2 separate regions of the Homo sapiens genome follow, and region 2 is linked to region 1. A link is a contact called in ENCODE Hi-C or POLR2A ChIA-PET data. All regions are on one chromosome and are shown on one strand. Each heading gives the region's core, a stretch centred on a gene start or an enhancer-like site at or near the end of the contact. The rest is flanking DNA. Distances are from core to core; before and after follow the strand shown.

Region 1 (6,547 bases), core at 3,583-6,082:
TGTTGTTGTTGTTGTCTGTTTTTTAAGAGTATTTGTTTTCAGCTGCCAATTCTTCTGCAAAGTGAGTATACTTGAAAACTGCATGTCTGGTCAGCATGACAAAAGTCTTAAACCAGGGACAACACAGTTTTTTTCACAGATGAATTGCTTAAACAGGCAGGCTACTTACCTTGCTCTTGTTTGAAGAGAATACCGTACTAAAAAAGAACAGAAGCCACATTAAACCCATGGTCAGATTTCAGATGTCTCACATTGCCTCCAGAAAGCACTCCTCCCCGAGTAGACAGAGTCACCACAGTGTTAGTTACTTCCTCTGCTGTCAACCTGGCCATCCCGCAAGCTCCTTGATTCCCATTCATGCAAGATTTGTACAGTCATATCAGAAAAAAATTCTTAAAGAAACTGACATTCTCCCCTCCTTCCTACTACCCAAACTCACTCAACAAGAGACCAATAAATTATGTTTTCTTTTTCTGTTCTGATCACCAAGGAAGCTCAAAGTCCAGTTTGTAGCTTAAATTTTGCAGCTGCAATAAGAACACACAGCCTGCCTAACCGTCTATTAACTTTGTCCCTAATCTTATTACAAAGATATGTTTCTCCTGTTCTATCTCCTATTCTGATCTTTTTTTTTTTTTTTTTGTACAACATCTTTTAAGCTTCTTCTATTACTCACTAAATTGTGGTAAAGACTTGGATGAACCAATCCTCCTCTCAGTATTTGCATTTCACTAGTCCCACCTAACACTGTGGTGACTAGGTACCCAGGGTCACCCAGCTCTTTAGGAGCCAGGCAAGAATGAGATGCTAGTTTCTTGACTACACATCCAGAAAACCTACTGGACTTGAACTTGGCAAAGAGACCAATTGATGTTTTTCCCTTCAACACAGGTCTTACCTGGTTGGTCATTTCCTTAACCAAGGATCAAGGACAAAAGGCCAGACAGCTCTGTGGAAACAACACCAGGATTTCAGTGAGGGGGTGTCATCAGGATAGAAGGCACACAGGAAGTTCCCCTTGACCAAGAAAATAAGGCAACTCTTTATTATGAAGTTGTTCTGACACCCTTCTATGGATCAGTCCCTGGAACCTCCTTCGCACTCCCTACCAGGTGGTATGGTCTTCTTTCTTCCTCTGAACCTAGGGACTCAACTAACAGCTAATTCTATCCCATGGTTTCTTCACCTCAAGTGTGACTGCAGAGAGCGACCAGTCTCTGTCCTTTCCTGCTCTTTAGAGAGAAAAAAACCACAGCTCCTTTTAATATTAAATATTATTTATTAAAAACAAACAAACAAACATGGGGGAATCCAAAGATGGCAAAGTTCTTATTTTACATGCAAAAGTCTCAACCAAAAATGCCTTTAAGAGCCAACAGGCAGGTAAATAAGGGCAGAAGCTGGAGGGAGACACGTGTCAAGAGATTGAGAACATCCTGGCTGACATGGTGAAACCACGTCTCTAATAAAAATACAAAAATTAGCTGGGTGTAGTGGCGCACACCTGTAATCCCAGCTACTCAGGAGGCTGAGGCAGGAGAATCACTTGAACCTAGGCAGCGGAGGTTGCAGTGAGCTGAAATTGTGCCACTGAACTCCAGCCTGGGTGACAGAGCGAGACTCCATCTTAAAAAATAAAAATAAAAAATAAAAAAAAAAGGATAGATCTAATTTCTCAGGCTACATTAAGGGCTAATGGTTCTTATTTCTTTGTGTGTGCCAAAGACCCCCTTTGGCGGACTTTTTTTTTTCGAGATAGGGTCTTGCTCCATCACCCAGACTGGAGTGCAGTGGCACAATCATGGTCAATGCAGCTTCAACCTCCCAGGCCAAGTCTTGCTCCCACCTCAGCCCGAGTGGCTGGGACTACAGGTGCGTGCCAACATGTCTGGATATTTTAATTTTTTGTAGAGATGGGGTCTCCCTATGTTGCCTAGGCTGGTCTTGAACTCCTGGGCTCAAGCAATCCTCCTGTCTTGGCCTCCCAAAGTGCTGGGATTACAGGTATGAGCCACCAGACTCAGGCTCAGGATGTCTTTACAGAAAATACACAGGTTTAGAAATGAAACCAATTACAGTAGGTTCTCATTATTCACAACAATTATGTTCTATGAAGTCGCTACAGACACTAAATTATCCAACACAGAACCACTGTTCCTTGGGGAAACAGGTTCCTGAAAGCCTCTGGGCACATTCTTGTCAACCAATCAATACATAATCATGTTTTATGTGTGTTTATGTTTAAAGGCACTTACTGAATATACATTAGTAATTCATTAATACTGAACTCATGCCTAAACAAAGCTTATCTAACACACATATTTTCTCCATAAGACAAATCACAATCTTCTTGCATTTAGAAGCACCTCAGCACTATGCTTGGGGGCTATCTCAAACAGTGGAATCACCGACAAAAAGCACAAAGATGAGAAAAATGTAGCACCAAAGACTGCAAAAATGACATTTGCTTACAATATGAGAGTTGACAAGAAGGCAGTGTCACCTTGTTTGACTTCAGTTGAGAACATGTGCATCAGGCAACTAAAATTTTTCACGTGAAAAAATGTCATGTCTTCCAAAGACCACAAAAGCATTGTAAGTATTAATTTGAGGGCTACAGACAAATTTTAGTAAGTAGGTGAATTCATAAATACAGAATCCACAAATAATGAGGATAGACTGTATGCTAAAATTTTATCAAAATACAAAAACATATGTGCTTCTTTACTGACACATTATATATGTGATCTAGAAGCAAATTTAATAACTACCATAATTTCGAAGTTGCAATGAGCTTACACAATATCATGATATGAAAATATCTATAATTTATATTCATAACAAAGTCACACTGCTAATAATGTGATTTGTTGCCTACATTCACAGTGGAAGAAAATGCTAAATTTCAGTTGGAGGTTAGGAAACATAAAGATGCAATTTTTCCTCTCAGCCAAGTTCACGGCCCTCGCAATTCTACCCATTGGCAGTTTAAGGGACCACACAGTTAAGGCATCCAGGTTCAGGTTACTTTCTTTAAATCTGCCAGCCTAAAAAGCTGCCGAAGGTTTTCCAATAACAGGAAATCAAACAAACAAACAATTTATAACTAATCCTTGCCTATGAAGATCTCAAATTGGTAGTGTTTTGTTTTGGTTTTGTAAAGACAAGTTCTCATTATGTTGCCCAGGCTGGTATCAAACTCCTGGCCTCAAACGATCCTCTTGTCTTGGCCTTCCAAAGTGCTGGGATTACAGACAGGTTGGTAGTGTTTTATTCATTTGTGACCCATGAACAGGGTTCTTTCTGCCCAGGGTAGGAAAGACAGGAAAGTGCTCAAGCCAGTTTGGCTAATGGGAATGGTATTCAACCTCTGCTTCAGCACAGCCTTCTGCCTGCTGAAGCACAGGCTTGTCCTCTTCCCTGTCATTCTGGGCCTCACATTTGGCAATGGATAGAAACAAAAAAAGGAGGAAGGCTTGCGGTAAGCCAGCTTCCAAAAACCCGGGCTCCAAAAGACAAGGGTGTGATTCTATCAATGAGTGCACATTTGAGGATGTACAATGAATCCGGTCCTATTTTAAGTAATACACAAAGATTTAGCTCACTGAAACCTCATAACCCCGCTTACTAGGTACAGTAGTTCTTTAGCTGAGGTTTTGATTTCCACAGTTCCAGAGGTCAACCGTAGTCCAAAAATAGGTGAGTAGAGTGCAGTAAGATATTTTGAGAGAGACCACATTCACATACATTTTATTACACTGTTATAATTCTATTTTATTATTATTGTTGTTATTCTCTTATTGTGCCTAATTTACGAATTAAACTAAGTAATCACAGGTATGTATGTGTAATCTGTATGAGAAAAAACACAGTATAGATGCTCCTCAACTTACAATGGGGTTACTTCCCAATAAACCTATGTAAAGTTGAAAAATTGTAAGTCAAACCACGGTAAGTCAGTCAGGGTCCTTCACTATCCAAGATTTCAGACATCCACTGGAACGTACACCCCGCAGATAAGGGGGGAACTACTATTTTTTTATTATCAGTTCCACTTTTCTAGTAAGAAAAGGGAGGCTTAGAAGCGGTTAAGGAAGCTTCCCCAAGGGACACTAAAAGGTGGATACAAGCTATAGTATAGGCTACCAAGATACACTACCTCTTACTTCAGGGTCTTATGAAGGTCAGAGCTAAGAGACTTTAGACCTTAGCCCTCTCTTGCCATCTTCTCTCTTTGGGAAACTTTTCCCTAAATTTCCTAGGCAGAATTCATCACTGACTCAGTGTTTCCAAGGAACACTACAGATGCCTCTATGAAACTACTCAGGCAAGTCAACAGCCCACAGTATTGCACGGTACTTGGCGTAAAGCGAACCCAGCCTCTGTCTGTACCCGTCCAGTGATGTCTGTATCTGTCCAGCACGCTACCTAAGACAGCGTGGCCCACTACTGGAAAACTTCGGTTAATACAGCCCTCCCAGCTACGGATAAATGATCTCCTCCGCAGAGAAACCAGCCCTAATCTCGATACTGCCCAGAACATTCTCAGGACGCAAAAGGAGGCCACCCACGGGCCTCCCCCACTCCCCTCAGGCCCCGTACACCGAGGAACAGCCAGGGCAAATGGAGCCATGGAAGCCACCCTCAGGCCCCAGGGCCTGGAGCATCCCTGAACGGACCTGCTTACAGGCAGCCTCGGGCCCAACCTCGCTCACTCGCCCTCTGGCCTGGACTGTCAACGGCCCTAATGACCCCAATCCCCAACGGCCCTGCGCTCCAACTCACCACTGCACTGCCAGGCTGCACGTCGGAAGCCGGGCTCCGCGCGACTGCGACGCGCAAAGATGAGCTATCGAAGGGGCGGGGCATCGCGCCGGCCCCGCCCTCACGGCTCGGAGCACTCCGCAGCGCCCGTTGCCGTCGCTATGGCGGGCGCGGGGCAGACGCCGACGAGGGTGGGCGGAGAGAGGAGGGAGGAAGCCAGGTCCTGCTTCCAGAGGAGTGGTAGTTGGAAATTTGCTTCCGGAAGCGCAGACGTTTAGCTTCCGGCAACTGCAGGTTTAGAGGTTTGTGTTGCAATTTCATTTTGTACTTTTGAGATTGGACTAAAGCTAATAACTTCTGTTGCTGAAATAAATTCAGTGAAATCGAGCTTTGTCTTTCAAACTGCTAGTCATGACCCATTAACGTGACAGATATCAGTTTAATAGGTTGTCAACTGACTTTTTTTTTTTTTTTTTTTGAGGGCCAGGCAGAGTAGCTCACGTCTGTAATCCCAGGACTTTGGGAGCCGAGGTGAGAGGCTTGCTTGAGCTCTGGGTTTCCAGACCAGCCTGGGCAACATAGCGAGAGACCTCGTGTCTACTAAAAATAAAAACAATTAGCACATGCCTGTAGTTCCAGTTACTTGGGAGGCTGAGGCAGGAGGATCGCTTAAGCCCTGGAGGTTGAGGCTACATTGAGCCGTGATGACGCCACTGCACTCCAGCCTGGGGAACAGAACTAGACCCCGTCTCAAAAAAAAAAAAAGAGATGGGGCTGGGTGTGGTGGCTCATGCCTGTAATCCCAGCATTTTGGGAGTCGGAGTGGGTGGATCACTTGAGGTTAGGAGTTTTGAAATCAACCTGGCCAATATGGTGAAACCCCGTCTCAAGTAAAAAAAAAAAAAACAGAAACAAAAACAAAATTAGCCGGGTGTGGTGGCATGTGCCCGTAATCCCAGCTACTTGGGAGGCTGAGGCAGGAGAATCGCTTGAACCCTGGAGGCAGAAGTTGCAGTGAGCACAGATCACACCACTGCACTCCAGCCTGGGCAACAGAGTGAGACTGTCTCGAATAACAACAACAAAAAAAGATGGGAAGAGGCTCATGCCCCATTATGGAGGCCGCCCTGTGGCTCAGATGTGGTGGCTCACTCCTGTAATCCCAGCACTTTGGGAGGCCAAGGGGGGAGGATTGCTTCTGGCCGTGATTTCAAGACCAGTATGGGCAACATGGCGAGACCCAATCTCTACAAAAAATTTTAAAGTTACAGACGCAGTGGTGTGCACGTGTAGACCCAGCTGCTCAGGAGGCAGAAGTGAGGATCACTTGAGCCCAGGAGTTTGAGGCTGCAGTGAGCTATGATTGGGCCACTGCACTGTAGCCTGGGTGACAGAGTGAGACCCTGGCTCTAAAAAATATTTTTCGAAAAAACTAGTTTTGAAGTTCAAATATATATATAGAGAGAGAGACGGAGGACTATTAGACCACTTACAACTAGGTGAAGTTCATCTTTGGGGGCTTTTTTTTCTTTTGAGACTGAGTCTTGCTGTGTCACCCAGGCTGGAGTGCAGTGGCGCAATCTCGGCTCACTACAACTTCTGCCTCCTGGGTTCAAGTGATTCTCCTGCCTCAGCCTCCCCAGTAGCTGGGACTACAGGCACCCACCACCACACCCGGCTAATTTTTTTTTGTATTTTTTTTTTTAGTAGAGACGGGGTTTCACCATGTTGGCCAGGCTGGTCTCAAACTCCTGACCTCAGGTGCTCCACCCACCTCTGCCTC
Region 2 (6,578 bases), core at 119-2,618, 130 kb before region 1:
CTTGGGCTTAGGCTTGGGCTCAGCTTTTGACCCTCAGGCATCTCCTTTCCCTTCCTGTCTTCCTCTCCCTTCTCCTCTGCTGCAGCATGATTTTCTTAATCTTCAGACACTCACTATTTTCATGAACAGTTACCCTCTGTCCCCACAACCAAAGACAACTCATGGCCTCCTTTGGCCCTTGTGTAACATTGCAAACCTGTGGCTTTGCAAAATGTACCCAGGTCACAAGGGGATTTTTTTTTTTTTAGCAATGATATCCCTGTCTGGGTCACTTTTTAAGCTTGTAACCGCCCCCCCAGACTTATAATCTTAAATGTATTTTCCTTTGTTTAAGCTGCTGCTTCCTCTGTTTCATTGGATTGTGCCAGTTATCAGTGGCTCTTGGGTTCAAAGTAATAAAGAATTCCAAAACTGAGATGTTTGCTTTCTCTACCTGTTTCCTGTTCAGATGCCTTCGGTCATTTTGGCTCAGCTTGCTACTGAGAATGGCTGCTTCCCGTATTCAGAATGGAAGTGGGGTGGTCTGGTGGCGACAGGCTAACGTAGAGCTGGCTGCTTTTATGAGAATGCGCCACTTGACCCCATCCTGCACCTTTGTTTATTCCAGGGCACTAATGGTCACTCGCATGCCCGCTGTGCACAGTCCTGTGAGTTAAATGCCCACTACTCTCTGCACTGGTCCCACCTGCTCAATTGACAAAAAAAATCAGGTCCTTGTTGACAGTTCTGTTAAAAGGTTTAATATTCAAATTATACATTAAATAGAATCAAACAGGCAGCAGCAGTTTTATTAAGCATCAAGTCAGTTGGCATGTGGGTGGCGGAGTGCCTGGTAATGGAATAATAGGGTCGGCGATGCCCGCCAAGATTCCAGAGTAAGTCAGGTCGCTAGGTGAGTTGTGACTGATTGCTTTTCCTGCAGCGCACGTGAGCAGTATCAGCCATCTCTCTCCTACCCGCTCCACAGCCTACTGCTGGCTGTCCTGTATGTGAGCTAGCAGCTTTTTAATCTACCTGGAACTAAGGCCAAAAATTATCAGCCCTTTCGTTCTGGAAGGAGAGCTGATCTCATTTGTCACCTGAACAAAAAGCAATACTTAAACTGAATTAAAACTACCCACACGTGAAGCTTCTTGGAATTGTCAGCTATTGTTGGCGTAAGACCTGGTAAATGTAGAGCCAGTGCTGTGCCCTGACCTGGAGATCTAACAGACTTGGCAGAAATGCCTGTGCCCAGACTGAAGAGACCTGGGGCTCAGGAAGAGGCTCGGAACGCCTGCCCTCTATTCTATAGAAACTGCAGGCATAGGCCCTGATTACATTTTTTGCTCTTGGTAAAAGGAGTCAATGATACCTTTGTACTTCTCCAAAACTGTGAGCCGTTTCAGTTTCATCGTGGGACCTAAAAGGGAAATGAGAAGAAATGAGTGAGGCCCAGGCTCTGAGAACTCTGAGAATGTGTGTGGTAAAGACTCACACTCAGTCCTATATATAACTCAGGAATTAAGCCAGATAATCAGGACCGTCAGTAGCCAGCCTCCAAGACAGTGATCGCTCCTGGTATTCATATGGCTTGTGTGTAGTCTCCTGTGTTATACCACTGGTTGTGGCCAGTGGAGTATAGATGAAGGGTTGGTATGTCACCTCTGAGAATAGGTTATAAAAGATCAGTTTCTTTTATACACATAGGAAAGTAGTGTAAGCTACATCTGCCTTTTCCTTGACCTGTACCCAGTTTTGACCCTCAGTCCATTTTCTCTGAAATGGATTTATTTGTTCCATCTCTTGAATGAATAAATTGTTGAAGCAATTAAAAAATAGACTAGGTTTCTGTCTTGGGCTTTCTCTTGGACCATTCTTCCTGGGCAAGCCGGCTGCCATGTTGTGAGGATACACAGCCCATGAGAGGCCCACTGGCCACACACGGATGTTTCTGGCCAGCAGACAGCAAGGAGCTGAGGCCTGCCGACAGCCACGTAAGTGAGCGCGGAGGTGAGCCTCAGCTGCAAGTGACTGCACCCAGCTCACATTGACTGTAATCCCGTGAGACCCAAGCCAGAACCACTCAGCTAAGCTGTTCCTGGATTCTTGACCCATAGAAATGTGGATAATAAATGTTTACTGCTTTAGGCTGCTACATTTTTGGGGTCATTTGTTACACAGCAATGTATTAGATAGCTAGTACACATCATCTCTGCATTTTTGTGAACGTTTATACAACGTTGGACATTATGCTTTGATGGTTGTGATGGGGGTAGGGGAAGCCCAGGTTATGGGGAGCCTCTGCCATGGTCTTTATGAGAGGTCTTCCCCTAATTACTTTTCTTAACCTTGATTTATCCCCCAAAAGCAAGTTTGAAAGAGCTCTGATTTGAGGTCCTGGGTAGCTTAAAGTGCCTAACTCACTCTTGACTGTGTAACTGGAAACTTTCTGTGTTAAAGTCATTATATTAACTGCTTAGTGAAGACATCTTCTGTCTCTCTGACCTTGCGTTCAATATGCTGGCAGCAGACAGCCAGATAAGCTCAAGGTCTCTGATTGCAGCTCAGCTTTGCTGTAGACAATTGCATCTGGGTTCAGCCGTGATGGATTTGAGGGAATCACACTGGCATAACCATTTCTACCTCTCCTGTTCTATGAACATCCCATGAACATCTCTTGGCTACAGCCAAGAGTGACTTCAGCTGAGGCTGCACCAGAGCCCTCTCCTGGTTCTGTGGGCAGTGGTCCGGAACAGCCTTATCCCTTTGTCACACAAGCTGACTTTCCGGAAGATCACAGTACTCTCACCCCTAGAACCACGTGACTCCAGGCTGAACACTAGCAGGGCCTTGGTGTTGGCCTGGTAGTTCCATTGTGATTTTCGGAGAAAACAGTCCCATAGTCAAGGCCAAGTTAAATGTCATGTTCAGATTAGAAAGTTCTAGCACATATCAGCTGGGCGCAGTGGCTCACGCCTGTAATCCCAGCACTTTGGGAGGCCGAGGCGGGCGGATCACCTGAGGTCGGGAGTTCGAGACCAGCCTGACCAACATGGAGAAACCATGTCTCTACTAAAAATACAAAATTAGCCGGGCATGGTGGCCCATGCCTGTAATCCCAGCTACTCGGGAGGCTGAGGCAGGAGAATCACTTGAACCCGCGAGGTGCAGGTTGCAGTGAGCCAAGGTCGTGCCATTGCTCTCTAGCCTGGGTGACACAGCGAGACTCCATCTCAAAAAAAAAAAAAAAAAAAAAAAAAGGAAGTTCTAGCACATATCTTATACATTCAACAGACTCCACATAACCACAAGCCCATGCATGGAGCCATCAATGTCCTCTAACAGGAAGTAGATGGGTGTCACCCAGATTCCTGCCATGACCTTCTCTTTGCCGTGGCTGCTTCCTAACAGGCACCTCCTAGGCACTGCCATGGCCTCTGCCTTCCCACACAGCCCTTGCAATGGTGAAAAGGAAAAACCTACCCAACTCTCCACCCGAAATGGAGAAGTCTCTCTCGAGAATGGCCCACTTCTGGATGTGGTAGGGCCGGGCCGCCGCGTTCATGTTGACCCTCCGGATCCCCTCTTCGATGGCCTGGTACACGGCCTCATCCTTCTTCTCTATGATCTCGGACACTGTGGTGGCTCTGCTGCCCACCCTCTGGCAGAACTCCATAGCTTGTTCAGTCAGATTATCAGTCTGGTCAGAGGTGTCTGGGTCCAGAGTGCACTGAAAAGCCAGAGATCAGATGAGGACCAAGCCTTACCCAACAAGACGTAAGCCCTGGTCCTGGAGGAGGTCTTACTGCTGTCGGCAAGGGTGTGAATCATGTGAGCTCTGTTTCAAAGAGACGGTTCTAGAATGAGTAGCTGCTACTGTGTTGAGCCTCGTGTTATTGTGGAAGGAGCAGTGATCTGAGAATTAGAAGAGCTCGGTCAGTGACGTCATTGTCTGTAAAGCAGGGACGGTAACTCCTGCCTGTCTACCACCCTGGGGTCCAAGTACCTGCAGAGAGCAATGAGGGAGGGCAGCAGCACTTTGTAGACGGGAAAGTGCCAGTAACATGTAAAGGATCATCACGGTGGCTTATGTGGGACAGAAGGAATTTCCACGTGCCACAGTTTTTCCTACAGTGCAGGCAGCACGGACTTGAGTCATTCCAGAATGAAGCCATGAGATCTGGATGTGCCCTGTGCTGAATGTGGCTTCTGCCAGCCAGACCCACAGACCCCCTCACTGGCTGCTCCTTCTGAGCTGGAGCCCCCCAGACACACCTTCAAGGTGAGCAGCATGGACAGGAACTTCCTCTGGTCCCCAATGAGCATGGCGTTGCTGATGATGGGCAGCTCCATCTTCACGGCCTCCTCGATGGGCACAGGGGGCACATTCTCCCCACCAGCTGTGATGATTAATTCTGGGGAGGCAAGGCCAGGCCCCCGGCACAGAATGTAGTCCAGGTGCCCCAGCTGAACCACAACCCAAGCCTCAACCACAACCCGGAAGCCTCAGCACAGCTGGAGATGCCCCCTTTCTGGGAGCCAAGAAGCAGTGGCAGGCCCTCCAAAGCAACTCACACCTGCTTGGGGGCTGGTGGCAGCACCCCGACGACAAATGCTCACCCAAGTTTCCCTCTCCTCGGCTTGTCATCCACGACTCAGCCTGCTCAGACATCTCATCCATGGCCCCCTTCTGCCAGTCCCAGTTCCTGCCCCCAAATAGCCCGTGTCATTTCCCTTCCCTGCCTTTGCTTAATAACTACCATCCCTGTCACTCACACAGCACTCACCACCATGCTAAGCACTTCACATGCAGTAATTCATTTAACTGTCACAATAAACCAATAATGAAGCAGACACTCTTATTGTTTTGCAGATGAGGAAACTGAGGCACAGAGACGTTCAGTAACTTGTCCAAGCTCACATGCTAATAAGTGGCAGAGCTAAGGTTTTAAATCCAGTCCATTTCCAGAGCCCATGCTCTCACCTGCCCTGCTAGGATGGCTCTCCCCTTGCTTGTACCCTTCTCCCTGGAAGGTCCTCTCCCCTTCTTTCCTTCTGTCCAACAGACTGCCAGGCACTCAGTGCCCTAGCCTGCTGTTGTCTGATAGTACTGATGGCTTACTTCTAGGCTAGATGGCAATAAATTCAATAAAATAAATTTAACGAATGTACATTGACTAATTTTAGTGAGACTGTACTCCTGTCCCTCATTTCTATCTAATTCAAAAAAGATTAATTGGTCACATTCTGTGCACAGGTCCTGTGCTGACATCAGGCACAGAATAGAACAAGGCTGCCCATGGCTGCAAGGAGCCCACAGTGCAGCGGGGCAGTGAGACAGAGGGAGGCACAGGGGCTGCAGGGCCAGGGCAGGGAGGCACCAGGCCCAGCTGCATGCTAAACATGAACGGGAGTTGGCAGGCAGAGGGCAGGACAGAAGCTGAAGCTCACAGGCCTTAAGGGAACTGCAGGTAGCAAGTGAGACAGAGGCTGGAGAGGAGCAGGGAAGATCTTAGAGGCCTCCAGTGCTGGCTCAGGAGCTGGATTGTGTGCAGGCAGCTGGGAATTACTGAATGGTGTGAGATCAAAGTTTTAGGGTACTCTGGTAGCTGGGGTGAAGAGTGGTTATTCAGGGACAGGCTGGCTAGAGAGGAATCCATGGCAAGTGTCTATATGATCAGGGTTTGTCTAGGACAGCAGAAGTCAGGTGAAGAGGAGAAGACAGACTCTGGAAATGTGGGAAGACAAAAACCCAGCCTCCCCAAAATATGCCTCATCATTGCTACCTCATTCCTGCCCTTTTCTCCTCACTACGGCCCTCTGCATTCTTACCAGCATCTTTTACCATTAGTAAATGATTAAAAAAAACCCTTAGCAAACTAAGGCTAGAAAGGAACTTCTTTAATCAGATAAGGAACATCTAAAAATTTTTACAGCAAACATACTTTTTTTAAGATTTAATAATTTTTTTTTAAATAAATAGAGACAGGATCTCACTATGTTGCCCAGGCTGGTCTCGAATTCCTGAGCTCAAGCAATCCTCCTGCCTCAGCCTCCCAAAGTACTGGGATTGCAGGTGTAGGCCACTGTGCTCAGCCAAACATACTTAATGATAAGTTAGTGAATGCTTCTCCCCTGAGATCAGGAACAAAACAAGGATGACCACTATCACCACTTCTATTCAACACTGTCCTGGAGGTCCTAACCTGTGCAACATGGGAAGAAAAAAATTCATCTGCTATTTGCAGATGATATAGTTGTGTCCATAGGAAATTCAAAAGAATATACACATTACTGGATTGAATATGTGGTCTGATCAAATGATCCACAAAAGGTCATTTGATACAAAGCCAATATGCAAAAAGCAGTTGTATTTCTATATACCAGCAGCAAACAAATAGGAGAAAAAAAATTTTGCGGCAACATCTGAGCTGAAAAAAAAATTTTAAGTGATATTATTTAAAATACCTTAAAAAATTCTTAGAAGTAAATATAAGGAAAGATGTGCAAAAATCTCTACACTAGAAAACATAGGCTGGATGCAGTGGCTCACACCTATAATCCCAGCACTTTAGGAAGCTGAGGCAGGAGGATGG

What was found. Hi-C counts contacts between places; a loop is a spot of excess contacts on that map. ChIA-PET counts read pairs that join two places held with the same protein, here RNA polymerase II (POLR2A). Pooled maps may share reads with other maps.
Region 2: a pooled map shows a loop between it and region 1 (4-fold over the local background). The contact joins the enhancer-like site here to the promoter of SKIC8 in region 1. A Hi-C loop is called at or near these places in 7 of 50 pooled maps. POLR2A ChIA-PET finds 5 or more read pairs at or near these places in 7 of 52 experiments (GM12878, HEK293, HEK293T and 4 more).

The regions. Positions count from the first base shown.
Region 1 is chr15:78,294,777-78,301,323 of GRCh38, forward strand. It overlaps SKIC8 (SKI8 subunit of superkiller complex), which reads right to left and starts at 4,833. Exons shown (of 11, transcript NM_025234.3): 1 at 4,786-4,833; 2 at 899-949; 3 at 170-197. The coding sequence starts at 910. RefSeq lists enhancers at 4,031-4,998, 4,551-4,900, 4,999-5,965, 5,141-5,230.
Region 2 is chr15:78,170,128-78,176,705 of GRCh38, forward strand. IDH3A (isocitrate dehydrogenase (NAD(+)) 3 catalytic subunit alpha) reads left to right here. Exons shown (of 11, transcript NM_005530.3): 11 at 1-1,818. ACSBG1 (acyl-CoA synthetase bubblegum family member 1) reads right to left here. Exons shown (of 14, transcript NM_015162.5): 12 at 4,258-4,397; 13 at 3,466-3,712; 14 at 1-1,402. The coding sequence ends at 1,317. Among named protein-coding and RNA genes, the nearest start is that of IDH3A, 24 kb to the left of the region's middle. Within about 2 kb of position 1,369, at least 5 of the 41 ENCODE cell types and tissues checked have a DNase peak (open chromatin) inside an H3K27ac peak, as active enhancers do; they include GM12878, where a contact is called at or near this core.